Regions from separate parts of the Mus musculus genome. Here all the other regions are linked to region 1. Evidence: chromatin loops called from intact Hi-C (ENCODE). Cell type or tissue: heart. All regions are shown on one strand. Region 1 has its middle 28 kb from the start of Mrps33. Region 2 has its middle 5.2 kb from the start of Dennd2a. Region 3 holds the start of Braf (Braf transforming gene). Region 4 holds the start of Adck2 (aarF domain containing kinase 2). Region 5 holds the start of Ndufb2 (NADH:ubiquinone oxidoreductase subunit B2). Region 6 overlaps Braf (Braf transforming gene). Region 7 overlaps Braf (Braf transforming gene).

Region 1 (4,000 bases):
AAGCCACGTCTGTTCCCTTTTACTAGATAATTGCTTTGATGTTATTGAATTTTATTTAACAAATGTAAATGTTAGTTAACAAATGTAAATGTTATTTAACAAATGTTCAGAGAAACAGGACTATTTGAAAAAAATGTTACAAAATTACTGTATAATCTTTGCCCAGAAACCCCAAAAGATTAAAAAATTCAAGACCTTCTGGCACTGTGCACACGTGTTGGAAGGGTAAGAGGAGGAGGGGAGATGTAATGTACATTGTAAAATTTTTTGAAGGTAAAGAAAAAAATATGTTCTTTGGCCTGTAAATATTTTTCATTCTCTAAACCAACGAAATTCTATAGCCATAATACATGACCATAATGCAATTACCAAATCATCCTGGTTGTCACATTATTGATATTGTTTAAATCCTGTTAGTTAAAGTCATATCTAAGTTTTTTTCAATTGCCACAATAATGACTTGTCGTTGTTTTGTTTATTCAGAGTCTGGCTACATAGCTTAAACTGTCTTGGAATTCACAGTCCTTCAGCCTCAGCCCCATTAAGTCCTGAAATTACAGGTTTACATCACCAGGCCCAGCCAATCATGAGTTTTACAGGAAAGGAAGGCCCAGATGATGAACCGAACTCACTTGTCCTACCTCGATGCCCTCCTTAAACTTAAGCCGCTCCTTCGCTCATGCTCATTCGGCTTTCCTTGTTTTTCATGGGCTCTGCATCTGCCTCCCAAGTGCTGAGATCAAAGGCCTGGCTATGTTATCCTTTAGGAGGGGGCGGGGGGGGGGGGAGAGAGAGGGGGGGAGAAGAGAGAGAGAGAGAGAGAGAGAGAGAGAGAGAGAGAGAGAGAGAGAGAGAGTCTTTCTGATCAGTACAGTCTGGTTCTTCTATAGCAGGCTGCTCACTCGGGAATTATCTAGTGTTTCCTCAGGACTCCAGTCAGTTACCTCGAGTGCAGCCTCTCCAGGCTTCCCACCCAGAAGTCTGCGATGTTCCATTTCAGCGGAATACATTTGGGCCTGGCGCCAGTAGAGGCCAGAAGAGGGAGTCGGATCCCTTGGGAACAGAGTTGCAGACAGTTGTAAACTGGCATGTGGTTGCTGGGGATTGAACCTGGGTCCTCTGTTAGAGTGCTCTTAACCTGCTCTTAACTGCGGAGCCATTTTTCTGTTCCCTGGAGCATTTTTTTAAAAAGATTTATTTATTATTACATATAAGTACACTGTAGTTGTCTTTAGACACACCAGAAGAGGACATCCGATCTCATTATGGATGGTTGTGAGCCACCATGTAGATGCTGGGATTTGAACTCAGGACCTTTGGAAGAGCAGTCAGTGCTCTTAACCGCAGAGCCATCTCTCCAGCACCCACCACCACCACCACCACCAAGCAATTTTTAAAAGGTGGATTGTTTTTTATTCCTCCCCAAATTCCCAAAGATACTGGTGAAAAATGCTGGTCAGTGTCACAAGACTCCAGATTTAAAGATACTGACTTTCCCCCTCCCCTACTTCTCCCTCTTGCTCCAGCCTGGCTCTCTCCAGCCCATAGGTTTTTTGGTTTTTGTTTTTAATTTGTTTCTCATTATAGATAGTTGTGAGCCACAATGTGGTTGCTGGTATTTGAACTCATGACCTCCAGAAGAACGGTCAGTGATCTTAGCCGCTGAGCCATCTCACCAACCCAAAGATACTGATTTTTAATTAGTAGATCTCTAATCTATATATTTAGCGATTTCCTTATTAAGTGTAAATTTCACTTAAAACTTAACCTTTGTTGTCATTTTTGTTTTTTACTTCACTCAGCTTATATATTTTCCTGTAATTAGGGTACTTTCCACCAGGTGGCAGTACTGTCCCAGTCATAGTAATCTGTCCAGCAAAAAAATTTCCCTTACAAAGGGTGTTCCAGAACACGGGGATGGCTCACATCACCTAGCAGGTGAGAAGTCCTAGCTTTGGTCCCCAGAACTCCCAAAAAGAAAAGGACAGTATAGCCAGGCACTCAGGACGCAGGGACAGACAGCTCTGTGTAAGTTCCCAGCTAGTTTGGTCTATGTAGCAAGTTTCAGACCTGCCCAGCCTATATATAGTATTTCTTTTTCTATTTTGAAGTGTACTAATATGTAAGTACATTTCTGAACCGAACTGGATATGATATATATTTCCCAAAATAAAATAAAATAAAATAAAAGCTTGTTCTAATCTTCATGGTTTGGCCAACAGTGTCCAAGGCTCGCTCACCAGCACACAGCTTTTCATCAGCGCCTAGGAGCTACACACCTTAAATTACACCCTGAAATCAAAGCTTAACTGGAGGCCACCCCAGTTAGATCAAGTCTGACTGTTGGCAGGCTTGAAGATGGAGGATGAGGCTACCGTAGGCCAATGTAAACACAGGAGGTCCTGACCACTCTGCTAGTGGCTATCTGGGGGGTAAAGTCTATAGTCCCCTGACCCAGGCTGGAAAAGTGAGAAACTTCCAAGTCACACTGATGCTATCTCCCCCACATTCCTAATCTTCTAGGAATTTCAGGGCTGCCTCGCCTCTACCGCCTTGAAATGTTATCTCGTATGAAAAAAAAAGGAGGCAAGAAATGCTATGTCTGGTAGGCCGCTTGCAACTGCAGACTTTAAAAATCCAAGCTGGAAAACAGCCTTAGAGAAGTAGCTAAAACCCCACGCCGAGGCTGTTGACCAGTCTGGCGTGCCAGCGGCTAAGTATTTTACCCTCGGTCCCTTCAGGTACAAATCAAACCGGAGTTACATAGGACTCTTAACAAACATGCTCTAACAGGCACATGTGTGGACTTGTGAAATCTGTGGTCACTTCCTAAGGCCGGGCTCACAAAGCCAGTTCTTAACAAACATGACTAAGAGTAGTTCCTCTTAGTCATGACGCCTGCGTTTCACATAGGTTCCAGAGCGAGGTTTTGCTGGGAGCTGCTGAACCAGTCATTTAGGCTTCTTCTAAGAGTGGATGATTATGAAGGCATATCATAAGTGGAACTGAAAAGCAAATGAACGCATCGCCAACAAAAATACTTAAATAATTTAAATTGGCCTAAAAAAAAAAAAAACACTCACACACAAACAAAAAACAAAAGCAAAAGCAAAAAAGCAAGCCAGCCCACTGTGTCTGCTTCCCGGCTAGCTGACTCTCGTTCTGTACCCTGGGGCTCACAGTTTCCTCCGAAGGAGCTGTTTCTGGTTATTACAGGAAAGGCATTCATTCCCAGGCAGATCTCCCCTACAGTTTAGCTCCTCTGGCCTCACACCCGATGTGTGTTTACCCAGTGTCTCCCTGTCTCTGTGTGGTTGGTGTGTGTGTTTGGGGGATGGGGAGGGGGAGGGGGCGCGTGCGTCAAAGCCAGGACCTCTACCACTGAGTTACGTACTCAGGCCTCTTGTGCTTTATTGTACTTTAGTTTCTGTTGGTTTCCCTGCAAAAGGAGCGACAGAACCTTTTACAACAAACACCAAGCAGTCATATACCATCAGTCCTTAAATCCACGGATATCTTAGTCTCCTCTAGAAGCTCAGAAAGAAAACCAAGAGGAAGAAAAGGAGCACAGAGAACTAGGGGGTGAAAGGTCATTTGTCCGGGGAGGAGAATTTCCCAGTAACACCCCACCCCCTCCCCCCTGGCTTTCTGTGACCGGCAGCTCATCCTGCTGTCAGCAGACAGCCGCTCAAAGCGCTCCTGCTGAGATTTGCAGTCCAACTGGTTCCTAACAGGCAGCAGTTTTAACGACAAGAATCTTTACCTTTGCCTTCCAGACCCAGGAAGAGATAAGTCTGTGTGGCTGCAGGTTCCCCAGCCAGCTGCCTCTAACTCCCGCACTCCGGAGACTAAGGCAGGAAGATCACCAAGCCACAAGTCCGGCCTGAGCTGCACGCATACAACGCGAGACCCTGTCTATACGATTTCATTTTAAAAACAAAAGTTAAATATACACATACCAAAAAAGAAAGAAAGAAAAGAAAAATAGAAGGCTTTATTG
Region 2 (4,000 bases), 220 kb after region 1:
GTGGTTGCTGGGAATTGAATTCAGGACTTCTGGAAGAGCAGTCAGTGCTCTTAACTGCAAAACCATCTCTCCAGCCCAACACCTGCCTTTAATCCCAGCATTTGGTAGGCAGAGGCAGGAGGGAGGCTCTCTGAGTTAGAGGCTAGCCTGGTCAACATAGCAAGTTCCAGGACAGCCAGGGCTACACAGAGAAACCCAGTCTCAAAAAAAATACAAAAAACAAACCAGGGCTAGAGAAATGGCTCAGCAGTTAAGAGGCTCTGCTCTTCCAGAGATCCTGAGTTCAATTCCCAGCAACCACATGGTGACTCACAACCAACTGATACCCTCTTCTGGTGTATCTGAAGACAGCTATAGTGTACTCACATACACAAAATAAATAAATCTTTTTTTTTAAAAGCAACAACACAGGAGGAGCTAGAGAAAGTACCCAAGGAGCTAAAGGGATCTGCAACCCTATAGGTGGAACAACAATATGAACTAACCAGTACCCCGGAGCTCTTGACTCTAGCTGCATATGTATAAAAAGATGGCCTAGTCAGCCATCACTGGAAAGAGAGGCCCATTGGACACGCAAACTTTATATGCCCCAGTACAGGGGAATGCCAGGGCCAAAAAGGGGGAGTGGGTGGGTAGGGGAGTGGGGGTGGGTGGGTATGGGGGACTTTTGGTATAGCATTGGAAATGTAAATGAGCTAAATACCTAATAAAAAATGGAAAAAAAAAAGCAACAACACAAAAACCATTATAGGTGTGTGTGTATGCATGCGCACACATGCTCAGGAAGAGAGAGAGAGAGAGAGAGAGAATTAAAAGGATTGAAATGAAAAGACCCACTCTACATGTGACTGGCACAATTCCATGGTCTGGGGGCCAGGACTCAAAACAAACAAACAAACAAGCAAACAAACCCAAAGGAGCAGCTGAGCCCCAACCTTGCTCTTCCTGCTTCCCGACTGCCCAGTGCGGTGTGACCAGCTGCTTCAAGCTTCTATTTCTGCCTCACCATGATGGGCCATACCTCAAACAGTGGGTCAGAGTTTTCTCTGAGGAAGGCAGCTAGGTGGTTGAGGTGGGACCTGAGTGAGCTTACATGTCCCCAGATAAGGAGTCCCTAGGAATTGGACTCTGTGCATGAAATATTATACTAGGAGTGACAGGGGCCAACCCAAGAGCCCTACTGGACAGGTGTTTGAGGCCAGTCTGGGCTACAAAGTAAGTTCCAGGACAACCAGGGCTGTTACACAAAGAAACCATGTCTTAAAACACAAACAAAAAAGGAATCCCCACTTCTGATCAAAAATTTGAGTAAATTAATTTTTTTCATAGATAGGTAGATAGATAGACAGACAGACATGAATGTAATCATACGTTCTTTTTCTCTGAATGCAGGCCTGCATAGCCAATTTTTTTGTTTGTTTGTTTGGTTGGTTGGTTGATTTTTAGCTTTTTGGTTTTTTTGAAGACAGGGTTTCTCTTGGCTGGTTTCTCTTGGTCTTCCAGGACAGCCTTGGAACTTGCTGCAAAGCAAAGGACGGGGCTGTCCTGGAACTTACAGAGAAACTTGCCAGCCTCTGCCTTTGAATGCTGGGATTAAGGGCATGAGCCACCATTCCAACTTTTTTTCTCCAAATATTTTAAGGGCATGAGTCACCATTCTAACTTTTTTTCCCCCAGATATTCTGCTAACACCCCAATGAGGGAGACAGAACCAAGGATGGGCCTGACCGTGGGACGAGGACAGGCCTGAGGAGGTGGCTTCCTAAGGAGGAAAGGATCAGGTTCCTAAGGAAGACTAAAAAAGGGCTCTCCAGGATGCTCCACAGGCTCTAAGTCCTGTGGTCTCCAGATGAGAACGCTTTGATCAAGACGCTGTCAACGTAAGACGTAAGACCTATACTTTTCCTTGTCCCCACGCCCCACCCTGTTAGGTTCCTCCTTTGTTCTACCTTATCTAATAGATACGTGTTCCTTCTTTTCACACCAGCGTTCAAGAGAATAGTTAACCAAAGGTCTTGTTCATCATTGACGCTGTGTACACGTTTCACCTACGCTCTGGCAGACAATTGTCAATGAGTCAAAATAACGAGCCTGCCAAGCGCCCAAAAGGAGCCAGCAGATCCTAGTATACCAAACTGGGAGGAAACCCCGATCTGAGACTTGTCCAATTCATGGCACTACCTGTACTTTCCACAAGGGGGAACCGTAGCAAAGACATGAATAGGATGCTGATAAAGAGAGCTAGAAAAGTAGGTGGTGCTGGGCAGAACGGCTCTCTCAGGCAGTCTGGTGTGAAAGAACTTGGGTTCAGCTGACAGGCCTTGAAACAAATTAAGTTACTCAGGAAAAATTTCGCATCCGAAACGATTATTGCTAGAAACGAGAAAATGTGAGGGCGATGTCCGAAGGTTCAGTCTTCAGTTGATATCCAGTTTCTCGGAGCGCTAACCTGCTCGGGTCCCTGGGTGCCCTCCCATCTCCCCTGACTGCTGGGTAAGTGAGCTTTGCGCTGCTTATCACTCTTTGATTGAAGGCTCTGCTGAGAGACGTAAACCTCCCTATTTATCCTCAGCCCGACACGCCCTGAATTCATGGGGAAAAGAGAAAGCAGAGAAAATGGGGAAACTAAACTAAAAGAAATAGAGACATGGCACGGTGGTTAAGGGAACTTGAGCAACCATGAGTTTGGATCCCAGCACTTACAAAATAAGCAGGGTGTGGTCTTGCATGAGCCCTTAACCCCAGCCCTGGGTGGGGAAGGCAAAGACAAGCAGATCAATGGGGCTTATTGGCTGCCGCTCCAGCCAAAAATACCCACAAAAAAACAAAAACAAAACAACAAACAAACAAACAAAGACAAAATGTAAACTTCAGGTCCAAGGAGAGACCCTGTCTCAAAGGAAAAAGGTGGAAGGTGATCAAAGACACTCCTAGGCCTTTTTTTTTTTTTTTTTAATCCTGGTCTGGCCTCAAACTCAGAAATCCGCCTGCCTCTGCCTCCCAAGTGCTGGGATTAAAGGTGTGCGCCACCACTGCCTGGCCCTCCTCAGCCTTTCAAATACCCACATACATACCACACCTTCCTCCTCTCCCTTTCCCTCTCCTTCCTCCCCTTTCCCTCCTATTTCTCTCTCTCCTACACGCGCGCGCGCGCACACACACACACACACACACACACACACACAGAGAAAGAGAGAGAGAGAGAGAGAGAGAGAGAGAGAGAGAGAATATTAACAGGAGACAGGAGATCTAATTTGAGTTCTCCTCTCAATTGGGCCCCAGCCTAGCAGCAAACCCTCTTCTCCATTATCTGACATCATCTTCACCAACACATCGAGATGGTTACAACTGTTTCCATTTCCATTTTATCCATGAAAACTAGTCTCTCTGCCAGGCAGTGGTGGCGCATGCCTTTAGTCCCAGCACTTGGGAGTCAGAGGCAGGCGGATTTCTGAGTTCGAGCTCAGCTTGGTCTACAGAGTGAGTTTCAGGACAGCCAGGGCTACACAGAGAAACCCTGTCTTGAAAAAAAATAAAACACAAAAACAGGAGAAGAAGAAGGAGAAGAAGAAGAAGAAGAAGAAGAAGAAGAAGAAGAAGAAGAAGAAGAAGAAGAAGAAGAAGAAGAAGAAGAAGAAGAAGAAGAAAATATAAAATATGAGTCTCAAAGGTCAAGCAACTTGTTCTAGAGCTAGATGTGACTGTCTAACCCAAAGTCTATGTTCTTCAATAGGACACAGAAGGAAGAGGAGGAAAGGAAACAACAGCTGCTCTGAAGAGGTCCAATGCTGTGATGTTTAGAGAAAGCAGAATTAAAAGCTTATAAGAAGTCATCTCTGTCCCCTTGTCTCATCCTTACCTTTCCCTTCTTGAACCAGAGCATACAGTCAGCACTTCACACCTGTGGATTCTGTGTCTGTGTGCTCTAAAATCTTGGACTCAGCCAGTGGTTGGTGGAAAATATCCTGAGATATACATACAGCTGAAAATGTGTGGTAGG
Region 3 (4,000 bases), 57 kb after region 1:
GGGTTTAAAGGGATGTGCCACCAGTGCTCAGCTGGTAGTATGTATTCTTGAAGTGTCACATGAGAGATGTATCATCAGCAGTAGACATCTCTGCCCACGTACCAGAGGTAATGTCCAATGGAAGTGGGCTACATAGGCCAAATCTGAGTGACATGCAGATTCTATTTGTTAAAGTCACTAGACATCAGCATCTAAGTGACAACTTTGATGAGTTGGTGGTCCTGGACCAGAAATCCTGGACAAGGTCTCAAAAATGTTAACAATCGGGGTCTTTATTTACTTTTCTCTGCCAGTTAAAGAGTAAAAGGCAGGAAAGATCTTAAGCTTGTCTGGTAGCAGTGGAGAAATCTCAAACATAGCCAGCAGGAGCAGACAGGATCAGCAGTTGAAGAAAGGCCTTTACTGAGGGTGAGGAAACACACACACACATACAGCAGGAACACCATTAGTTAACAAAACTAACCAACACACAAGGAAAAAAAATTGAATGAGTGGAAACTAACAGAATCCATCTTAAATGGATGAGGCCAGCCATCCTGTGAAGAAATAATCACATAAGACGTGATCACTGTATAGACTGATGCTGATAAGGATGTTGTTTAAAATGGAACCATGGAAAATGTCTTAGAGGCAGGGCATGGGGGTACATGCCTTTGATCCCAGCACTCAGGAAGCAGAGGTAGTCAGATCTCTGGGAATCAAGTTCCAGGACAGCCAAGCGCTGTTACACAGAGAAACCCTGTCTCAAACAAAACAAAAGAGAAATGTCTTAGAAATTTTAATGTTGTAAAAAAAAATGTTATAATGATACATTCTTAGGGAATAATTTCCTAAAGTAAACCTGGACAGTTAGGGACTAAACAACAACAACAAACAACAACAATACCCCAAAACCCCAACAGTTGTGTTTCAGACAAAATCAAGGAGGAAGTGTCCCTTGCCTGGTTGTTGGCCCTATTTTAGTATGCTTAGACATTATGTATTTATGGTTTTTAAAAACTGCCTTAAACTAGCATAGCTTGATAATATAGTCTCTATCTGTGATCATCTCCTTCACTCGAATCTGTCAGATCATCTTCTGACTTAAATGTAGCTCTCAGGGGAATGTCCCTGCTTGGAAGAGAATGTACAATGTCATTGGCAAACACAGAATAGCTATTTGATTGGTGGCATTTTTTTTCAATACACAAGAACGTAATGCTTTGATTCACCAAGCAGCCACACGTGCACTGCTTACCTTGAAGCAAAGCATCAGTTGCCGGGCCTGTGCTGATCAGACCAAATAGGCAGACATCCTATTGTCAGAAGCTTTCTACCTTTCAACTCATCCTAAATGCAATAAAGAGGTTGGTGGCGACCATCCCCCTTTCCATTAATAGAAGTGCACACACAGACACACAGACAACTCAACTCAAGAGTTAAACTGGAAATTCCTGAATAGTGTTGGTAGCTTCTGTTTTTCACTCCTGTTTTCTCTTTTTCTTAACACACTTCCTCTCTCCATTATTTCCTTCTTTGGTTAAACGTACTTTAACCATGTAATTTACATAAAGAAATTGGGTTTAATTTCTGCAACTTGGGCTTCTCTGAGATGATTTAATTCTCTTCTCCCAATTCTTTTTTTCATATACAGTTTGAAGAGAATGCCTTGGATCAGTCAGGATCTACAAAATATTTTAAATTATTTTCTTTGGAATAAAAATTAGCTATGATGCATAAGATGTCTAAAATGGTCATGTGTTCTCCTCAGGTCCTAGTGCATGGAAGGAGCCAATTGATAGTAAATGACTGAAACTAGGCAATAAATACCCTGAAGACCAGCTTTAGATTTTCATTTATACTTCAACAGATCAAGTCCTTTAGGGACAGGATACAAACACCATACTGAGAATTTAGCTGCTCCAAGACAGTTCTATGAAATTTGGCTTGGCTGATGTTTCAACCTTGGCGTTTAAGGTCTTATTTTTATGACACCCAGAGCTTCTTTGTAACGGCAGTAATAAGTACTACAGACTTTCCGGCCTTCTTCCCTCTAGGATTTTAACTTCTTTAAAACACCACCCCCTGCTCTTCTAGTAAATCCCACATGACAGAACAGGCTGAGAAAAAATAGGAAGCCGGAGCCATGGAAACTGTGCGGGTAGAAACGTGTGAGCGCGAGGGTGGTTGGAGGAGAAGGAACACTCCCCTGGCGACAGCGGCGCGAGGGTGCTCCTCGGATGACGTCACGCACCCAGGTGACGTCACGACCGTGACATGCGGGTGACGCCGTTGCCGCGGCGACTCCTCGTCGTCTCCGCCCCCTCCCCCCCCCAAATCCCCTCAGGCTCGGCTGCGCCGGGGCCGCCGGCGGGTTCCAGAGGTGGCCTCCGCCCCGGCCGCTCCGCCCACGCCCCCCGCGCCTCCGCGCCCGCCTCCGCCCGCCCTGCGCCTCCCTTCCCCCTCCCCGCCCCGCGGCGGCCGCTCGGCCCGGCTCGCGCTTCGAAGATGGCGGCGCTGAGTGGCGGCGGTGGCAGCAGCAGCGGTGGCGGCGGCGGCGGTGGCGGCGGCGGTGGCGGTGGCGACGGCGGCGGCGGCGCCGAGCAGGGCCAGGCTCTGTTCAATGGCGACATGGAGCCGGAGGCCGGCGCTGGCGCCGCGGCCTCTTCGGCTGCGGACCCGGCCATTCCTGAAGAGGTGAGTGGCGGCGCCATCCCCCCCCAGTGCTCGCGCGTCAGGGGCTCGGCGGGCCAGTGTTTATGCGAGGGACCGAGGCAGCAGAAGGAGCCCCGGCAGTGCTTGGTAGCCGGCGGGGAGGTGGTTATCGGCCGAGTGTCCCCCTCTGTCTTGTAGCTCCTCGCTACGTAAACACACACGATGGCCCAGGGGGGTTCCCCGGCCCCCACCCAGATGGGATTGGGGCAGTGGGGGCAGAGCTGGAGCCTTTTCAGAGGGGGCGAAACTCTGGGTTGGAGAAGGTCACGCCTGGCTGAGGCTTCCAGCCCTGCATCCCTGAGATGTTTTCCTTTTTGCTAGCCGGCAGGGACGGCGTCGAGGATGGAGCTTAGTGGCCAGGGCAGTACCCCTTGGTCCCCTAGCCCTAGGAACCGCCGTGTGCGATTACTCCCTGATCCTGGGGATGACGGAGCGCATCTTTCCACTCTCCTCACTATCTTCCCTTTGCAGGCCCTTGTCCCCTTCCCACTTTGCTACTTGTTTGGGGGATTTTTCTTTTGACCGGTTTTTGCCCAGGGGATGATTTTTTTTTTTGGTGTAGTCTTTACTTTTTCAGCCCCAAATTTTACTGTTCCGAAGCTTTTCCCATCCTGGTCTCTGATCCCCGAATAATACTGTTTGTCAGTGCTCCCTTGCTGACCCGTAAACCTCTATCCTCATCCACCACCCCGCTCATTTCTCAACTGTACCTACTTGCTTCTAACCTTAGTTTCCACGGAAGAGCATTTTTGCTCTTCTCTTGCCCTAGTCCCCTTGAGTGCCTCTACTTCATTCCACTGCACCGTCACCTTGTAATCCGTTGTTATCTTCACAAATCCTTTTGGACACTTTGCAAGCTATTCACTCCCTGAACCCCAAAGCTGTCAAGATTCCATCAGGTTTCACTTGGCCCTTTGCTCCCTTGCACTGCTGGCAGTTTGGGTTAGTCTTTCAGTGCACATACACACCTCAGTTGATATCCTTCGTGGGTTTGTTTGTTTGTTTGTTTGTTTGCTTGCTTGCTTGCGTGCTAGCTTGTTTTTAGTGGGTTTAAGTGATCTGGCTCGCTCCCATTTTCGTCCCATCTTTCGTGTTTACCAGTCTTTAGTACTTGGCTTTTGGTAGTCCTTGTATCATTCAACTTATTACATTGTCAAATTACCTAATTTATTCTCTTTTCTCTGTATGTAAAACTTACTACATTTACCATTTGGGCACTGTATCGCATAAACAATACCATATCTTACAAACAATTGGCTAGAATACGGTATTTTACAAACAGTTGTCGAGAGTGACTTGTTTCTGT
Region 4 (4,000 bases), 210 kb after region 1:
CCAATCTTCATCAGCAGTAAATCCATGGACACCTGAGAGAGCAAGCCTGGGTGTAATACCTGCCAGAAAGAACCAGGAGACAAGACAGTGGGTCAGAGGGAAACATTTTACCTAGCCAGCACATGCTCCCACCTTCAAAACAGCCAGAGTGCTTCTTGTCAAAACGAAGGGAAGTAGCCCAATACCCATGATGCTCTTGGGTTGTGGTGGTCCCTCCTCCCCAGAAGTAGCAAAACCCAAGGTTTTTTTTTTTTTTTTTTTCCCCTCCCTCCTTCACACTATTCACACCACTGTTCTCTGAAGTCAAGAAATGAAGTCAGAGCCTATTGTGGAGGAATACACCTTGAATCCCAGCACTCAGGAGGCAGAGGCAGGCAGATCTCTGTAGCTTTGAGGCCAGCCTGGTCTACAGAGTAAGCTCTGGAACAGCCAAGGGGCTACATAGTATAAATCTACCTCAAAAAAAAAAAAAAAAAAAAAAAAAAAGGAGGAGGAGGGGGAAAGGAAAGAAAAAGAAAAAACAAACAAACTTGAGCCAGGAGGTTGTGGCAATCCCTGCTACTTGGGAGGACAATTAAAATAGCAGGGTCTTGTCTACAATTAAAGGCAAAATGAGGCCTCACAATAAACCTCAGTGGCTGAGGGTTTGCCTAGCATGTGTGAACTAAGTTTGACTGCCCCTTAGGTTCAATCCTCACTACAATAAATAAATAAATAAATAAATAAATAAATAAAAGAAATAGCTTGAATTTAACAGGTATTGGTTGAGCTACAATAGCAATAGCAGCCCTAATCCAAACTCAAAATGCTTCAATATCTGACCCGGTAAAGGACTGACAAGTGAAAAATTCCAAACCTGACCTCAGGTGATGCAAGGTCATTACACAGGTGCACTAAAAGTACTTCATGAAATGACCTATAGTCTACATGTCTAAGTTGTGGAGTGTGTGTGTGAGACATAAATGAATTTCACGTTTCGTGTTTAGACTTGGGTCCTATCCCAGGCTATCTCATCCAAGATATACAAATGCTCTACAATCCAGAACCGTATGAAATCCAAAACGCTCCCATTCCCAAGCATTTTTGGAGAAGGAATACTCAGTCTTAGAACAGAAAGCAATGTGCCCCTCACGAGGGTCTCTTTCGGATCTGGGGCAGACAGCTCAGTGGGTAGGTACTTGATTAAAGTGCTAGGCAAGGTCTGAGAGCACTTACTTTCACTGCCACTGGGATGAGGTGATCTGACTTAGGCAGATGCCAGGGAGCCTGAGACACACCCACTTCTGACCCACCAAGGTCAGCTTTAGGAAGAAGCAGTTTTTCTAGAAATGCTTCGTCGGCAAGGTTTTCTGAAGGCTTCCGGTCTTTCATAAAGGGCTCTCTCTGCATCACCACGGCCCTGGTTCCTGGGGCAGAGAGCTCCCCAAGTCTCCAGATCCTGTCTTCCTCCAACAAGGAAATACTAGCGAACGCTTTGTACACTTGGGCCACACAACCTGAACCTACAGGTTCCCGGGTCTCGAAAAAGAGGAGGCTGCCCCAATCCTCCCCAAATGCCTGCTGGAGTAAGTATTCCGTCCTTGCCCAAGGGTGGGGGGTCACCTGGACATGCAGCTTGGAGAACTGGGTACAGAAAGCCTCTGAAAAGAGGTCGCGCCGGGTGCTGGCCCATTGGCCCAATTTGATATATGTTGGGCCTGAGGTCTCTGTAGCTTTGAAAAGCAGATGGAGCCAGAGGGTGGAGAGGCCAGGGGCCAAGTAGGTGAGAGGGTACAAGAAGAGGAGGGGGAAGAATTTCGCCAAGAGCACACCAGCGCGGAGCCCTAGGCGGAGACACAGTAAGACGCGGGCCAGAGGCCCTTCTTGGGCCACCTTCTCCACTAGTCCATTTTCCGCCAGGTCACTCCAGTGAGTCTTTCTCTGGCACAAGCTGCCAGGCGCCCCCTCTCCAACACTGCCATGGGCTGAGATTAATTTGGGCAAAGTACCTAGCAGAAACCAACATAGTCTGGCATTGCGAGAGCATCCCAGGGGTCTGGAATGCCCAAGTTCCTTTCTGAACTCAAAGCATCTTAAGTGTGACAAGCAGACCCTGACAGACAAACGCCAGGGGGTCACCATCCTCTCTAGACCCCTTGGCCTAGACTGCTTGTTCTCTACCTAAAGGGAAGCCATTGTGGAGACGCTCCGTGCCGAAGCGGGGATGAGTCGGACCGCGCCCCCTAGCGCAGCCCAGGAGGGGAGGGATAACGGGGACCTGAGCCGGGGACCACGGGTGACAAGCTGTCCAGCGCCAGAGCTCAGAGTGCAGGGAGTCGCCGAGCGCCAGGGACGGAGATGCGGACCCGCGGCCTAGAGAGAACGACGAAGCCTCAGAGGGCCGCGGGAAGACCTGAGAGGCGCGCTCCGGCGGGCTCACGGGCCAGGCTCCCGGGGGGCGGCGGAGATGCCGAGCCGATGGCTCGGGACCTGCACAGAGCGGGCAGTGACAACCAGGCAGAGAGAGAGAGCACTAAGCGTCCGGGCCAGCGCTGCTCCCAGCTTCCGGTACCTGGTTCCGCCCTCTCTGCCCACGACATGCTCCTTAAAGGGGCCACGGCGCGAACTAGGGCAAAAGCGCCTGGGCACATCGAGTTCCTGTGATGATTTAGAGAAAAAACGCAGACGCGAGCTCTGTAGCCCTCTTTTCCGCGTCTGCCTTTCCTCTTCACAGCCTCGTAGCTTAAATCCTAGAAATATTAAACTACACTGAATATTACAAGTGGGTCCAAAGGAAGGACAGATTTTTCAGCTGCTGAGTTCTTGAGTCTCAGGCTACGCTGACTTAGCGGCGGTGTTTAGACCTTAGGGAATGGCTTATACACTTAACTAAGACTTATTGAGCCAAATCAGGTCTTTCTTGAATTTAATTTAATATTTGTTGAGTCACAAGAATATATACTAAACTAGATAGGTAACGATATTATTTTATGTCAAGCCCAACGAAATAAATGAGTTCGATCCGTGGAACCTACATGAAGGAAGGATGTCACCAATTCCTTTTAAGTCGTGTCCCCCACATACAAAATAAATGTCATAGAAATAAAAATGTAGCAAGGGCCACAGAAGCAGTGAGGAGCTGGTTGAATCATAGGCTGGGCTACTTTGGAGAAGAAAAAAAGGGTGTTGGGAGAGGAGCCAAATAAAAGTTCCAAAGTAGGAAAGACTTTTGATGTTCTGAGGGGTGTGTGTGTGTGTGTGTGTGTGTGTGTGTGTGTGTAGGTGATAGAGCATGGGAACTGAGCCTACATAGCCAGGGAAAGGGCTTGCAATTTCTTCTCAGCGCTCTGGAACTTAAAAAGCTGCCTGCCCTGGGGCACCACAGTCCCTACTACCTATCAACAGCTTTTGTCCCTGTGTGGAAAGAAATTTGCACAAAAGTCTGACCAAGGGTAGATTTAAAGACATCCCAGGTGAAAAGGATTATAGAAAAAGAGAAACAAGGACAAGGCCAGGGTTCCTATCACTGGACATGTCATTCAACCTCAAGACACACACCCCCTGGCCATCCAGAAGGCTCAGAAGATATAGTAATTTCTCCAAAGGTAAGATCAGGGCCACTAACAGTCAGGAATAGTGGAGTGGCCAATGGCTCTTCCTGTATGGTCAATAACAGTCCAGTTCCTAACTCTAAAAGATGGGGTACACCCTTTGGGTTTCCCAAGGCAGACATGATGCCTTACACTGCTTTGAAATGTGGTCAGGTGTCAGGCACGGTGCCCTCACTTTCAATTCCAGTAGGAAAGAAGGAAGGAAGGAAAGAAGGAAGGAAGGAAGGAAGGAAGGAAGGAAGGAAGGAAGGAAGGAAGGAAGGGGGAGGTAAGGAAGGAGGGAAGGAGGGAAGGGAAGGAAGGGGTGGGCAAAATCTGTGAGTTGGAGGTCAGTCTGCTTTGTATAGCAAGCTCCAGGCCAACAGGGACTACATAGTGAGACCCTGTTTCAAAAAAGCAAAATAGGGCTT
Region 5 (4,000 bases), 190 kb after region 1:
CCTTGTTTGCCAACTGTATTTAACAGTTATTACCCAAGATCTACCTGTGCAGCCAGACCATAGTGGCACACACCTTTAATCCCAGGACTCTGGAAGCAGAGGCAGGCAGATCTCTGCGAGTTTGAAGACAGCCTGATCTACAAAGTGAGCTCCAGGGTAGTCAGGGGTACACAGAGAAACCCTGTCCCCAAAAGGGGTGGGGGGAGGAAAGGAGGAAGGCAAAATCTCAATAAACACTTGTGTGTCATGCTTCAGCCAGACTAAGTGCACTGTGGCAATCTAGATACCCTGAGGGGTCTCCCAATTAAAATAAACATGATGCTAAAATGAAATAAATAAAAGGTCCTTTTTCAAGTATCAGTAACTGGGGGGCTGGTGAGATGGCTCAGTGGGTAAGAGCACCCGACTGCTCTTCCGAAGGTCCAGAGTTCAAATCCCAGCAACCACATGGTGGCTCACAACCATCCGTACACGAGATCTGACTCCCTCTTCTGAAGTGTCTGAAGACAGCTACAATGTACTTTCATATAATAAATAAATAAATCTTAAAAAAAAAAAAAAAAGTATCAGTAACTGAGCACAAATGCCTGGGAAGCCAGTACTGAAGCTGGCATTCACAGGGATCCCACTCTGACGACTCAGAGACCCAAGACAAGTGGTCTATCATTAGACTCCTGAATCAAGCTGTAGCCCCATAATGAAAGGGCGAAAAGTAATAATAAATCAACGAGAAGGAAACTGAAACTTAGTTACCAGAAGCCAAACTTCAGGTAAGTTTCCACCTGAACTATTGCTGGGTTGGACCTTTTGTGGCCCAAAAACCCAAACCAAGGGCTGGGAACTTAGATGAATAGTGGAACCCTTCTTCCCCCGTTGGAGGTAAGGGAAATCCAAGCTAAGTAGTGAAACTGGACGGGAAGCATCCCCAAAACGGTATGAAGATCTTAAAAGAAATCTCGGTGGACAAAACCTGCCAGGTTATATGCGAGCGAGAGAGAGACAGAGACAGAGAGACAGAGACAGACAGAGACTGAGAGACAGATCAATACAACAAAATAAAGCTATAAGTATTACAAATCTCGGGTGGAGAGAAGGCAAAATGAGTAAGACACAGCATCCAATCTAGGATTTAAAGTGCCAAATCTAAACACTGACTTGGGGGCGCACGCCTTTAATCCCAGCACTCCGAAAGCAGAGACAGGAGGATCACTAATGAGTTCCAGGTCAGTCGAGGCTACACAGTGAGGCTCAAAAAAAGTGCCAAATTTTAATCGTAAAAATGTACCTAATGGTGAAAAGAACAGACTATACTACCTTACTGACTCAAGGTCTCCGTGTCTGCCCTGCCTGGACCCGTCTTGTCTCTGAGCCCATCTCCACCCGTCTCCATGCGCTCGGGACCTCCACTAGCCAGCTGCTTGGAAGGCTCAGTCCGGGAGACTGTGCGGGACTGGATTCTTATCACTCGGGTCTTAGTTAACGCCTCTCTCCCGCAACCCTGCGCCATCCCTTCACCTCTAGCCCACCAAGCCGACTAAAAGGCCAGTCTCGGTCCAGGCAAAACTACAAGACCCAGCATGCCTCGGGCGGCAGCGGAGTTTCACGCACCCTCCCGGGCGACTGCTTCAAGGTGACAGCGTCCGGATGGCAGCGCTGCCTGTTCAAGCCGGCCGAACCCTCGCCCCCGCCCGACACTCACTGACGGACTCCACTGTCTCCAGCCGCCCGCGCGCGGCAGCCCCGGAGCAGGCGGCCTCCGACGCGGCCGAAAGGTACCAGACGGGTGAGCGCAGACATACTAGCAAGACTGCAGTTCCCACCCCTGATGCGTCACTTCCCCGAGTCCCGGCCCGTGACGTCACTGCGTCGCACTGCGTCTCTACCCGGGCTGATGGTAGGCCACAGGGGACAAGTTCAAGCCATTGGCGGACCTTAGAGGCTCCAGGTTAACGGGCAGATAGGTCGTCCTTCAGGAGGAGCCCTGGCTGCCTCGTGGCACAGCCTGGCAAGGTGCTCTTGGCTGACCTTACTGCTGCTCCCTGCTTTGGCTCATATAGACGGTGCTTTCATGCATGTTCTTGCCACTGTGGGCCCTTGTTAAAGGCCTAAGCCCTTTCTGAACCACGCAATGTTTATTTTATAACATCGCAATGTTTATTTTATAGCATCGTTGTTTCAGCATTGTTCTGAATGACTAATCAGCCAGGGTGTTAAATTTCAGAACCTGGACTGGTGGCACGGGAATCACCTGAGGAACCCAACCCGGCACACTCGGAATAAGTCGGCCAGGAACATGGGGGAAAGTTCCTAACGCCTCGAGCCTTAGCCAATTCGAGGTTTTTTGGCATTTCCTCTTGTTATTAATGTAATAAGCAAGCAGAAAAATAAGGACATGAGGGCAGTCCAGTTAAGATGCAACACCAAGATGGCAACAAATCGAGACCTGACTTCAGCCGTAGAAATGTACTCGCAGTGGGAGCTGTAACACAAATAGATGCACGTAGACGCGCAGATGCGCTCAGTCTCCGGCCATTAGTGGGGAGGGAATATGAATTTTCAAGCTCATCCTCATAAAACAAGACATACATATCTGTTCCGAGTTACTAGGTCTATAGGATAGCCTACTGTCATCTTTCCAGAAAAACTAATTTTTTCACTCACTTCAGATTTCCTTCAAGAAACAAAGGCTCCACTGGCTATTAAAATAGTCCGCCTTCCTCGGCCTGCTTTTTTCTCTCAGTATTGCCTCTGTTGAAATCTGGATAGACTCCAAACCTAAGACTACTCCTAACCCCAAGAGGTTGTGAGAAACGGACTTTTTTCTATAAACAGTAGCTAGCACACCAACAGTCAATACTCTAATAATCTCCACCTTGTAAAATTATTCAAGTATTTTAATCATCTGGAAAACCTGTTTACACAAAGGCCTTCCATTCTGACGACAAGAGCTATGGACCCCTTCCTTCCCTCCTTCCTTTGCATCTATTAGGAACTATCCAACCATGGCAGAGTCTGAGGTCGCACTCTACCAATAGGATGAGACACAGTCATCACCTGTATTAGAATAACAACTGAACTTCCCGCCCTAGTGTGCTTGCAAGGCCACTGTAAGTTATGGCACATTTTACCAAAAGAAAAATTAATAATAATAATAATAATATGTTGCTTTGCAGGATTACTTTCGCTATGATCTAGTGGGTAGGGGTGTGTGTGATACCAAGAATATTGATTCCAACAAGGTCTTCCCTGGTACATTATGGTTTGGGTTGGTTGATTTGAAGAACATGCAGTTTTAGGTTATAACATTAGTGTACCAACATCACATATTAGAAATTTGCTATGATGTTTCATATTCAAGAGTCAAGTACTCATCAAGGCCAGACTTGAATTTAGTGACTTGGAAGCATCAAATATGACTGATAATTTGCCTTCTGTGCCCATATGTGGGCCTCTTTGCCCTTTTATGTAACAGGAAACCTGTCCTAGGAGTCAAACCCAAGGGAGACCTTGAGTGTTGTTATGTGTGGGCTCACATGTACCATGGCATAAATGTGGTGATCAGAGCACAGTCAATCAAGAGATTATTCTCTTCTTCTGCCATCTGAGATCCAGGCTTCCATTATTTTATTTGTGTGTGTGTGTGTGTGTGTGTGTTGCCACTGCATCCACGCAGTCAGAGGAAATCTGCAGGAATTGGTTCTCCTTTGTCATGCAGGTCCCATGAACTCAGACCAGAAGGTGTGGCCGAACACACCTCTATTCTTGGAACCTGCTAAGCTACTTCACTGGCTTTACTAAATAGGAATCTTTTTCTTTAGCTCCTCAAAGCTTTTAAAGACAATAGCCCCTCCATTTTCTAAACCTGACTCCATCCCACCAACTTTTGGCTCCCAAATACTGACTTTTGACTGGCAAACTGTGTCTGCTAAATACAAGCCTTGGGTTAAACCTGAACCTGTAGAATTCTATGGATGGAAGTTGACTTTCCAGTTTATAGTCA
Region 6 (4,000 bases), 96 kb after region 1:
TCTAAATACTCAGGTGTTTGAATCTCTTATAGATAGGGATGCAATACTAGATGGAAAAAGGTTAGTACAGTTACTATAATCATAAACCCCACTCAATTGTCTAAAGCCCCGAGAACACTGGCAGTTACTGCAGTCTGTTGTCTACATTAAAATAGTTTTAATCCCTATGCTAAGTGATCTTTATTTAGATTCTTTTACTTTTTTAGGTATGGAATATCAAGCAAATGATTAAGTTGACACAGGAACATATAGAGGCCCTATTGGACAAATTTGGTGGAGAGCATAACCCACCATCAATATACCTGGAGGTAAGTTTTGAGTATTACTTTATGGTAATTTTGAGAGAAAAATGTATTAAAATGTTTTATAGTCATAGTTTTGGTTATTTAGAGAGCAGGATTGGAAACATTGGAAGAATTTACTTTGTCTTTTTTTTTTTTTTTTCCTTAGTCTTGTTTTCATTCACTTGTTGCAATCTGCATGTATTAGTTTTATTTGGAAAATGTCAAAACTGAGAGGAATGTCTCCTATAAACTTCAAAATATTGCCTGATGGGCTGGTGAGATGGCTCAGTGGGTAAGAGCACCCGACTGCTCTTCCAAAGGTCCAGAGTTCAAATCCCAGCAACCACATGGTGGCTCATAACCATCCGTAACGAGATCTGATGCCCTCTTCTGGTATATCTGAAGACAGCTACAGTGTACTTACATATAATAATAAATAAATCTTTAAAAAAAAAAAAATTGCCTGAATTTTAAAAAAAATTACTAAAAAGAGAGAAAGAAAAAGCACACTGTTTTGGTAGTCAGCAGAATGAGTTACCATCTTGGGAAATTTGGATGGTTTTGTAAAATATCTTTTTGAGAGTAAGTTTCCCAGAGTTGTTTTCTCCTTTCTTATAGATAGTTTATAATCTTGGAATGGCCCAGTACTGCTCAGTCTTGCTGCTTAGTGATGCCTTGAGATTTGTATCATCTGCCTTGAGTGAGATTATAAATCTGTAGTTAGCCATTGTTCTTAATCCTGTGAGGCAGTAGGTACTAGGTAGTCATAGATAGGCCTTCTTGCCCTTAGTTTCCTTCTAAAAGTCAGTCAGTCCTTAGCAAGCAGGCTCTGTGGGCTCGACAAGACTGCTTGCCACAGCTTTCTACTGCCTTTCTCCAGTAACGCTTGCTCAGCTATAATTGCATGATGGTATGTGCTGTTAGTCCCAGGTCTGAGACTTTGAGGTCAACCTGGGCTACATAGTAAGTTCTAATAGAGACACCTAAGCTACACAATGAGACTCTGTCTCAAAAAAAATAAAATAAAATAAAATAAAACAAAGACCAAGTAAGCATTTGGCTTCAAATATCAGAGATTTTAAAACATGGTTTGAACAACTTGTAACTAAAATTTCTAATTTACCAATCTACTTTTTTTTTTAAGAATTATTTATTTACTTTATGAGTACACTGTAGCTGTCTTCAGACACACCAGAAGAGGGCATCAGATCCCAATACAGATGGTTGTGAGCCACCTTGTGGTTGCTGGGAAGTGAACTTAGGACTTCTGAAAGATCAGTCAGTGCTCTTAACTGCTGAGCCATCTCTCCAGCCCCTCAATTATTTTTCAAAGAAAAATTAAGTCTTCATTATTTTGTGAGAAAGTTAAGTTTGTGTTTATAAAACAAACCTTGGAACTTTGGAAACACCAACTAAACTGTTCTTCTCTTGTCTTCCTCATGACTTATTCTGGATCACACTGCTGCTTATGCTATAAAATGTAGGACTAGAATTCTATCTGTACTTTCAGTTGTGTGGTAGGAGCCAAGCAAAGAAGTAAGAAGTAGTCTTAGTATAGTCTTAATGAAAGTGCTCATTTTTGTTTATCAACCATACAACAGAAGCAACAGTTTGTCTCTGTCTATTGGGCACTTTCCCACATTTGAATCAATGAACATGTTATTTATAGTCATGATGGATTGTTTCAGCCAGACACATACTCTTCAGACATTTGAATACTTAAAAATTGATTAGTAAAAAGAAAAACATTTGTGCTTATTCTTATTCTATGCCCTGTACTGTGTTAAATGCTTTTATTAATACTTACAATTACTTTTAGCAAATTCCTGCATAGGTATTTTATTTCTCTTTGACAGGCTAAATAGAGAGGTTAAGTAACTTACTTCAAGTGGTAGGTAACTATTGCTGAAGGGAGAAGGCAGATATCTAGCTTACAAATCTATGATACTGACCACTGCCTTATTCTACAGCTTTGCTATCCTGTTGTGTCTCTGCCCTCGTGCTAAACATTTCTAATTTCTTTATCTATTTTTTGTTGTACAAAATGTGGACTTTTTTTTCAAATGTATTTAATTGGATTGGTTTCTTTTTACAACTATGCATACAAACTTGAATCATATATTCAAAAACAGTGTAACATCAAAGCAAAGTTTAATGGGTTTTAAGTATGTGACAAAGTAATAGATTCCATATGTACTAATGACATATAGCTATAGTGAATATTTATGAAACATTTAGAAAAAAATTAGGATAGTATTATATGTAATAGTTTAAGAACTATTTTATAGTTACAAAATAGCATAGTTCCTGAGATATGCTAAGGTTCTACAGATAGGGGTACTCACTGAATACCCTGTAATATTTATACTGTTTGCAGTGATATTTAAAAAAAAAAATGTGCCGGGTGTGGTAGTGCACACCTTTAATCCCAGCACTCAGGAGGCAGAGGCAGATGAATTTCTGAGTTCGAGGCCAGTCTGGTCTACAGAGTGAGTTCCAGGACAGCCAGGGCTATACAGAGAAATCCTGTCTCAAAAAACAACAACAACAAAATGTTTAAGAGCCAAAAATCTGTATCTTCAAACAGATTGTGCTTCAGAGCAGGGAGGGACTTATAGACAATGACCATATAAAGCACTTAGAATATTATTAATATTAATTAGCATTTGATACACCATGAAGAAGACTGACGGATGACAGGATGCTTGCTTGTGGAAAGCTAGCTGACCATCCCAAGGGAAAAGACTCAGGGACTAAACTTTGAAGGCCTTCAGTCAAAAGCCAGTTCATTCTCCTGATGACTCCCAAGGTGTGCCATTCTTCAGGGTTTTAGGTTCACTCTTTAAGAACAGTTTTTTCCTAGAATAAAAGATACATTGAATTTACCACTTTAAAAAATAAATATTTAGGGTTGGAGAGATAGCTCTGCAGTTAAGAGCACTGGCTGCTCTTCCAGAGGCCCTGAGTTTAATTCCCAGCAACCACATGGTTTTACCATCTGTAATGGATACCCTCTTTTGATGTGTCTGAAGACAGTGACAGTGTACTCATATACATAGAATAAATAAATTTAAAATGAATAAATAATTTTTTAGCAAATTCATTTTATTTTGAAACCATCAACACAGTCCAGAACTTTTCATCATTTAAGACTGATCTTTTAGGCCGGGCGTGGTGGCGCACACCTTTAATTCCAGCACTTGGGAGGCAGAGGCAGGCGGATTTCTGAGTTCGAAGCCAGCCTGGTCTACAGAGTGAGTTCCAGGACAGCCAGGGCTATACAGAGAAACCCTGTCTAGAAAACCCAAAAAAAAAAAAAAAAAAAAAAAAAAAAAGGACTGATCTTTTTACTTTACATATTAACTACCAGATCCACATTTTCTTCTGATTATGATCTGTAATAACAACTACATACTCCTGTGTCTGTGAATTTGACTGTTTTAAAAGAATCACATCATTTGTCCTTTTGTGACTGGTTTATTTTACTTAGCATGTTTTCAAGAACTATACATGTTGCAACATGGATAACACGTGTGTAAAAAGTCCCTTGCTTGCTAGGGGGAATCTCGTGGTAGAATGTTTGCCTATTTTTGGCTGCTTGAATTGCAAAAAATGATGAATGGCCATGGGTGAAAGATAATTGAATTCTTGCTTTCAAATTTTAAAACAAGGGTTTTTTGTTGTTTTGTTTGTTTGCTTGTTTGTTTTCCCGAGAC
Region 7 (4,000 bases), 120 kb after region 1:
TTAGGTTGGCATAAAACGAGCCAGAGCTAGCTGTATATTTAAAATTGTGTCCGAATCTACATATTGGTTTGCATATGAGTCCTATGCTAGTTTACTTAAGAGCTGTTTCGTGTTTACATATACCACAAACTTGCTTCTGTACCACCAAGCCGACCACGGTGTATGTGATCTGAAATGCTGGGAAGCAGGAAGGACAGGAGTGCAGAGTATGGGTATGTAAGTTTAAGGCCAAGCTGGGCTATATGAGATCCTGTCTCGAAAAGAAAGAGAAAGAGAGAATACAATATCACACACATACTAGCACAAATAATTCAGTGTATGACATTTTTTGATGTCCAACCAAATCTTTTTTTGGGTGGGGGAGGGGTTTGAGACAGGGTTTCTCTGTATAGCCCTGGCTGTCCTAGAACTCACTCTGTAGACCAAGCTGGCCTTGAACTCAGAAATCCACCTGCCTCTGCCTCCCGAGTGCTGGGATTAAAGGTGTGTGCCACCATGCCCAGCTGTCCAGCCAAATCTTAAAGTGAATCCTTAAAGTTTTGTAAAACATTGTACTATAGAAGATTTTAAACACATGCAAAGGTAGTGAATGACTTCTCATGGATTTTTAATCAATACTCATTTCAGGGTTTTTTAAATTTTTTTATAATAAAGTTTGAACATAACTGTTTTGTTCAAGTGTGAATTGCCCTGTGGTAAATACATATTCAGACAAATATATATAGTGTTGTTGACTCCGTAACATGAACTCGTGGCTAACATCCCTGTGGCTGAGGCCTGAATTAAGTTTCCCCAACACACACACACACACCTCCCTACCTCTTCCCTGCCAGACACATTACAGTCTTCTCTGGGCTTAGGAGCTCTAAACTGCACTTAAGTACTGTGCTGGGAAACCATCTGAAACAGAAAGCACATAGGTTTATGTAGCAGTAGGTAGGCTGGGAATAGGAATAGGATACAGATTTGTATTCTGAAAGCAGAAAGGTAAACTGTTACTTTGTTCAACCTTAGCTCAGACAGTACATGAATAGGTTTTTCACTGATCTTCATGTATCCATAAACACAATAAAGTTTTTTATATTTTCCAGTGAGTAGACAAATACACACATAATTCCTCACAAATAATGAGGGTTGCCTATATGTCTAGCTATATCTTGAATACTTAAAATTATGAGACCCTGTTCCCTTATGACAAACTTAAGATAGGGCCGCACTCTGTTAACCTGGCTGGCCTGGAACTCACAGAGCTAGGTCCTCCTGCTTTTTGCGTCCCAAGTGCTTGGATTAAAGGTGTGCACCATCATACCCAGCAATAGTTTCAGTGATAATATTAAACTGTGCTTATTTCTAAACACAGGTCCTACCTAGTAGCTTAAAGTAATTAAAGTGACTGTAGCAGTAATCTTCTATTACCTAAAACACCCCTCCTTCTGACTTCCCTAATAAAAGCTGTACTCCCTGTAATCTTTCTGCTTCTCTTTAGTCTTGCAAATTTGCCAGGTAGATGAGGCATGGGAAGGGCTAAACAATAGGATTAACCATTTGCCTTGCCCTCTCCTCCCAGTGTTACTTCTCCTTATATGAGCTTTGTTCTATCAATAGATAGTGATATCTTGATATTAATGTTCTAGGAAATATGTATCAATTGGCACACTCTTAACTACACTAAAACAGGAGCATCTCTCAACCAATGTCATATGTCACTTCAAATAAGACTCAGGTACAATTTAGAAGGTCATATATCTAGTCCTGGACCTATTGCTATCATAAGGAATTAGCAGCTGATTAACATGTACATCATTGAATACTAGAAAAAGCTATTGATAGCCCCAATAGTAATATGAGATTCTAGAGAAGGTCGAGTTCCCAGATAGAGACACTAGGGAAGTAAGTATCGAATATCAGATTGATGCCTGTCTCTGTATGTGTGTGCCTGCCTGCCTCACCTGCACCCTCACCTGTCTGTCTCTCTCTCTTGGATGGTGGTGCATATGCACATGTGTATGTCTGTGAGTGCATGCACTTGTAGAGATCAGAGATCAATGGCAGTTGTTTTTATCACTGTTCAACTTGTTTTTCGAGACAGGGTCTCTCTTGTGAACCAGTTGGCTGACCAAATGACACAGCCCTCCCCCAGGTCCACACTGGAGTTAAAGATGTGCACTGCTACACTCAGCTTTTTAGTGGGTACTGAGGACCCAACTCAAATCCTTATGTTTGTACAGCAAAAGCTTCACCCACTGAGCATCCATCCAGCCTTCCCATATAGCCTAAGACACACATTTTCTTCTGCTATATTCAGAGTCCATAAGGCATCTCTTAATAATCATCAGTGTAACCAAGGACTTATTATACAGCTTGCACCTTTGGTCAAAATAGATGTTTACATCTAGACATAGTAGTGTGTGCTTACAAGAGTTGTGAGGCTGACATAGGAATATCTAGAGAACCAGGCAAGCCTAGGCTACAACAGGCACTGCCTCAAAAAGCAGACAGCAACATTTTTTATTTTACTTTGAGTGTTGACCTTTAAGTATTTTCAGTGGTGGAACCATACTATATTGGTATGTGCAATATAGTGGATATTATGTTTTCTATTCATGTATATGTGTATGTAGTTTTAATAGAAGATGTACACATCTTTTTTTTTCTTTGTTTCAAGCTGATAAAATAATAGTTACTTGGTATAATTTCCTTTGACTAATGAGTAAATTATAGACCCAAGGAATCCATATGATATTTTAAAGATGTTATAAGGTAAATGACTCAGTTTTAAAAAATGATTTGAAAGAAAACCTCCTTCCTTTACCTCTTGCATGTATTTATGTCATAGGTACCCGCAAGATGTGGTGTTACAGTTCGAGACAGTCTAAAGAAAGCACTGATGATGAGAGGTCTCATCCCAGAATGCTGTGCTGTTTACAGAATTCAGGATGGGTATGGTTTGTATGTGTTGTGTCATTTTCTTTGAAAGAAAATTAGACATAAAGCTCTGGGGTTCTTTTGTAGTCTTTCTGCAAATCTCTGGAATGGAGAATTAACTCAAGGACTGGAGAGGTAGCTCAGAACCCACATGGCAGCTCATAGCCATCTGTAATTCCAATTCCAGGGATCTAAAATCTTGTTGTCTCCTCAGGTATGCATGAGGTGTACAGACTTAAATGCCAGGAAAACACCCATACACATTAGAAAAAGAGAGGGTATTTATTACTAAAAGATTTAGAACATCAACTTAAAAAATTGTACTAATACTACTCTTGAAGAAATCTTGAAGACTATTGATAATTTATTTGGTTTTGTTGTTTATTCCTATGACAAATGCCTTTATTAGAGTTTATAATTTCCTTAATTTGTGAACAATTAAAACAGCAGTTCTCAACCTTTCATAGGGGTTGCCTAAGACCACTGAAAATATAGATAATTATTTACAGTGTGATTCATTACAGTAGAAAATTACATTTATGAGTAGCAACATAAATGTTTTTATGGATGGGGGATTGCCACAATATGAAGAACTGTATTAGAGGGTCACAGCATTAGGAAGGTTGAGAACCACTACATTAGAATGTGATCTGTTTAGATAATGTGCATTTCTATAGTCTTCCTTTTTAAATACCAAGCTCATAGTTCCACAAAAAGTTACCAAAATTTACATTTTAATATTGAAGTGTCTTTTCATAAAGTAATATTGTTCCGAGATGGTTATGTTTTGAATCTACATCTTGAGGCATGTTGTTCCTTGGATGGTCTTTTTCTCTGAATTGGATGGTAAGACCATACCTGTGTGTTTGTTTGTTTGTTTGTTTGTCTGTTTTTTAAACCCCAGGAACAATTTGGTTTTGACTGTTGTAGGTTTTTCTGGACCGACTTAAAAGTAAATATATTTATACTGCTCTTTGTTTAAAAGTAATACATTTATTAAAGTTAAACTTAAAAATTAAGACTTTAATTTCTAATGATTGAAAAGTACAGAGCCAAACTTTCTTAATATTAGTTC

Evidence for each region. A loop is a pair of places that touch in the nucleus more often than their neighbours do. Peaks named below come from ENCODE experiments on the same cell type or tissue, not always from the same donor. Only the 100,000 strongest peaks of a DNase experiment are listed, where the experiment ranks them.
Region 2: it touches region 1 in a loop (7-fold over the local background); 11 of 42 quality-filtered maps call a loop at or near these places.
Region 3: a loop joins it to region 1, with 3 times the contacts of the local background. A loop is called at or near these places in 13 of 42 quality-filtered maps.
Region 4: a loop joins it to region 1, with 5 times the contacts of the local background. A loop is called at or near these places in 13 of 42 quality-filtered maps.
Region 5: a loop joins it to region 1, with 2.6 times the contacts of the local background. A loop is called at or near these places in 6 of 42 quality-filtered maps.
Region 6: a loop joins it to region 1, with 2.4 times the contacts of the local background. A loop is called at or near these places in 13 of 42 quality-filtered maps.
Region 7: it touches region 1 in a loop (2.5-fold over the local background); 9 of 42 quality-filtered maps call a loop at or near these places.

What each region holds. Positions count from the first base shown.
Region 1 is chr6:39,780,743-39,784,742 of GRCm38, reverse strand. No RefSeq gene overlaps it. Among named protein-coding and RNA genes, the nearest start is that of Mrps33, 28 kb to the left of the region's middle. In heart, a CTCF peak has its summit at 1,829 (motif pointing right); a DNase peak (open chromatin) is centred at 2,752; H3K4me3 peaks cover 1,223 bases; H3K27ac peaks cover 1,713 bases.
Region 2 is chr6:39,561,017-39,565,016 of GRCm38, reverse strand. No RefSeq gene overlaps it. Among named protein-coding and RNA genes, the nearest start is that of Dennd2a, 5.2 kb to the right of the region's middle. In heart, a CTCF peak has its summit at 2,188 (motif pointing right); a DNase peak (open chromatin) is centred at 2,186; H3K4me3 peaks cover 565 bases.
Region 3 is chr6:39,723,783-39,727,782 of GRCm38, reverse strand. It overlaps Braf (Braf transforming gene), which reads left to right and starts at 2,320. Exons shown (of 22, transcript NM_139294.5): 1 at 2,320-2,676. The coding sequence starts at 2,488. In heart, a CTCF peak has its summit at 2,163; DNase peaks (open chromatin) are centred at 2,292 and 2,752; H3K4me3 peaks cover 2,243 bases; H3K27ac peaks cover 1,985 bases.
Region 4 is chr6:39,572,422-39,576,421 of GRCm38, reverse strand. Adck2 (aarF domain containing kinase 2) reads right to left here and starts at 2,546. Exons shown (of 8, transcript NM_178873.3): 1 at 1,216-2,546; 2 at 1-59. The coding sequence starts at 2,121. In heart, a CTCF peak has its summit at 2,232; DNase peaks (open chromatin) are centred at 1,831 and 2,541; H3K4me3 peaks cover 1,918 bases; H3K27ac peaks cover 1,973 bases.
Region 5 is chr6:39,590,412-39,594,411 of GRCm38, reverse strand. It overlaps Ndufb2 (NADH:ubiquinone oxidoreductase subunit B2), which reads right to left and starts at 1,847. Exons shown (of 4, transcript NM_001358797.1): 1 at 1,700-1,847. The coding sequence starts at 1,797. In heart, no CTCF peak of the experiment used is centred here; a DNase peak (open chromatin) is centred at 1,851; H3K4me3 peaks cover 1,788 bases; H3K27ac peaks cover 1,409 bases.
Region 6 is chr6:39,684,552-39,688,551 of GRCm38, reverse strand. Braf (Braf transforming gene) reads left to right here. Exons shown (of 22, transcript NM_139294.5): 2 at 207-308. Among named protein-coding and RNA genes, the nearest start is that of Braf, 39 kb to the left of the region's middle. In heart, a CTCF peak has its summit at 1,517 (motif pointing right); no DNase peak of the experiment used is centred here.
Region 7 is chr6:39,665,186-39,669,185 of GRCm38, reverse strand. It overlaps Braf (Braf transforming gene), which reads left to right. Exons shown (of 22, transcript NM_139294.5): 5 at 2,837-2,940. Among named protein-coding and RNA genes, the nearest start is that of Gm34389, 51 kb to the right of the region's middle. In heart, no CTCF peak of the experiment used is centred here; no DNase peak of the experiment used is centred here.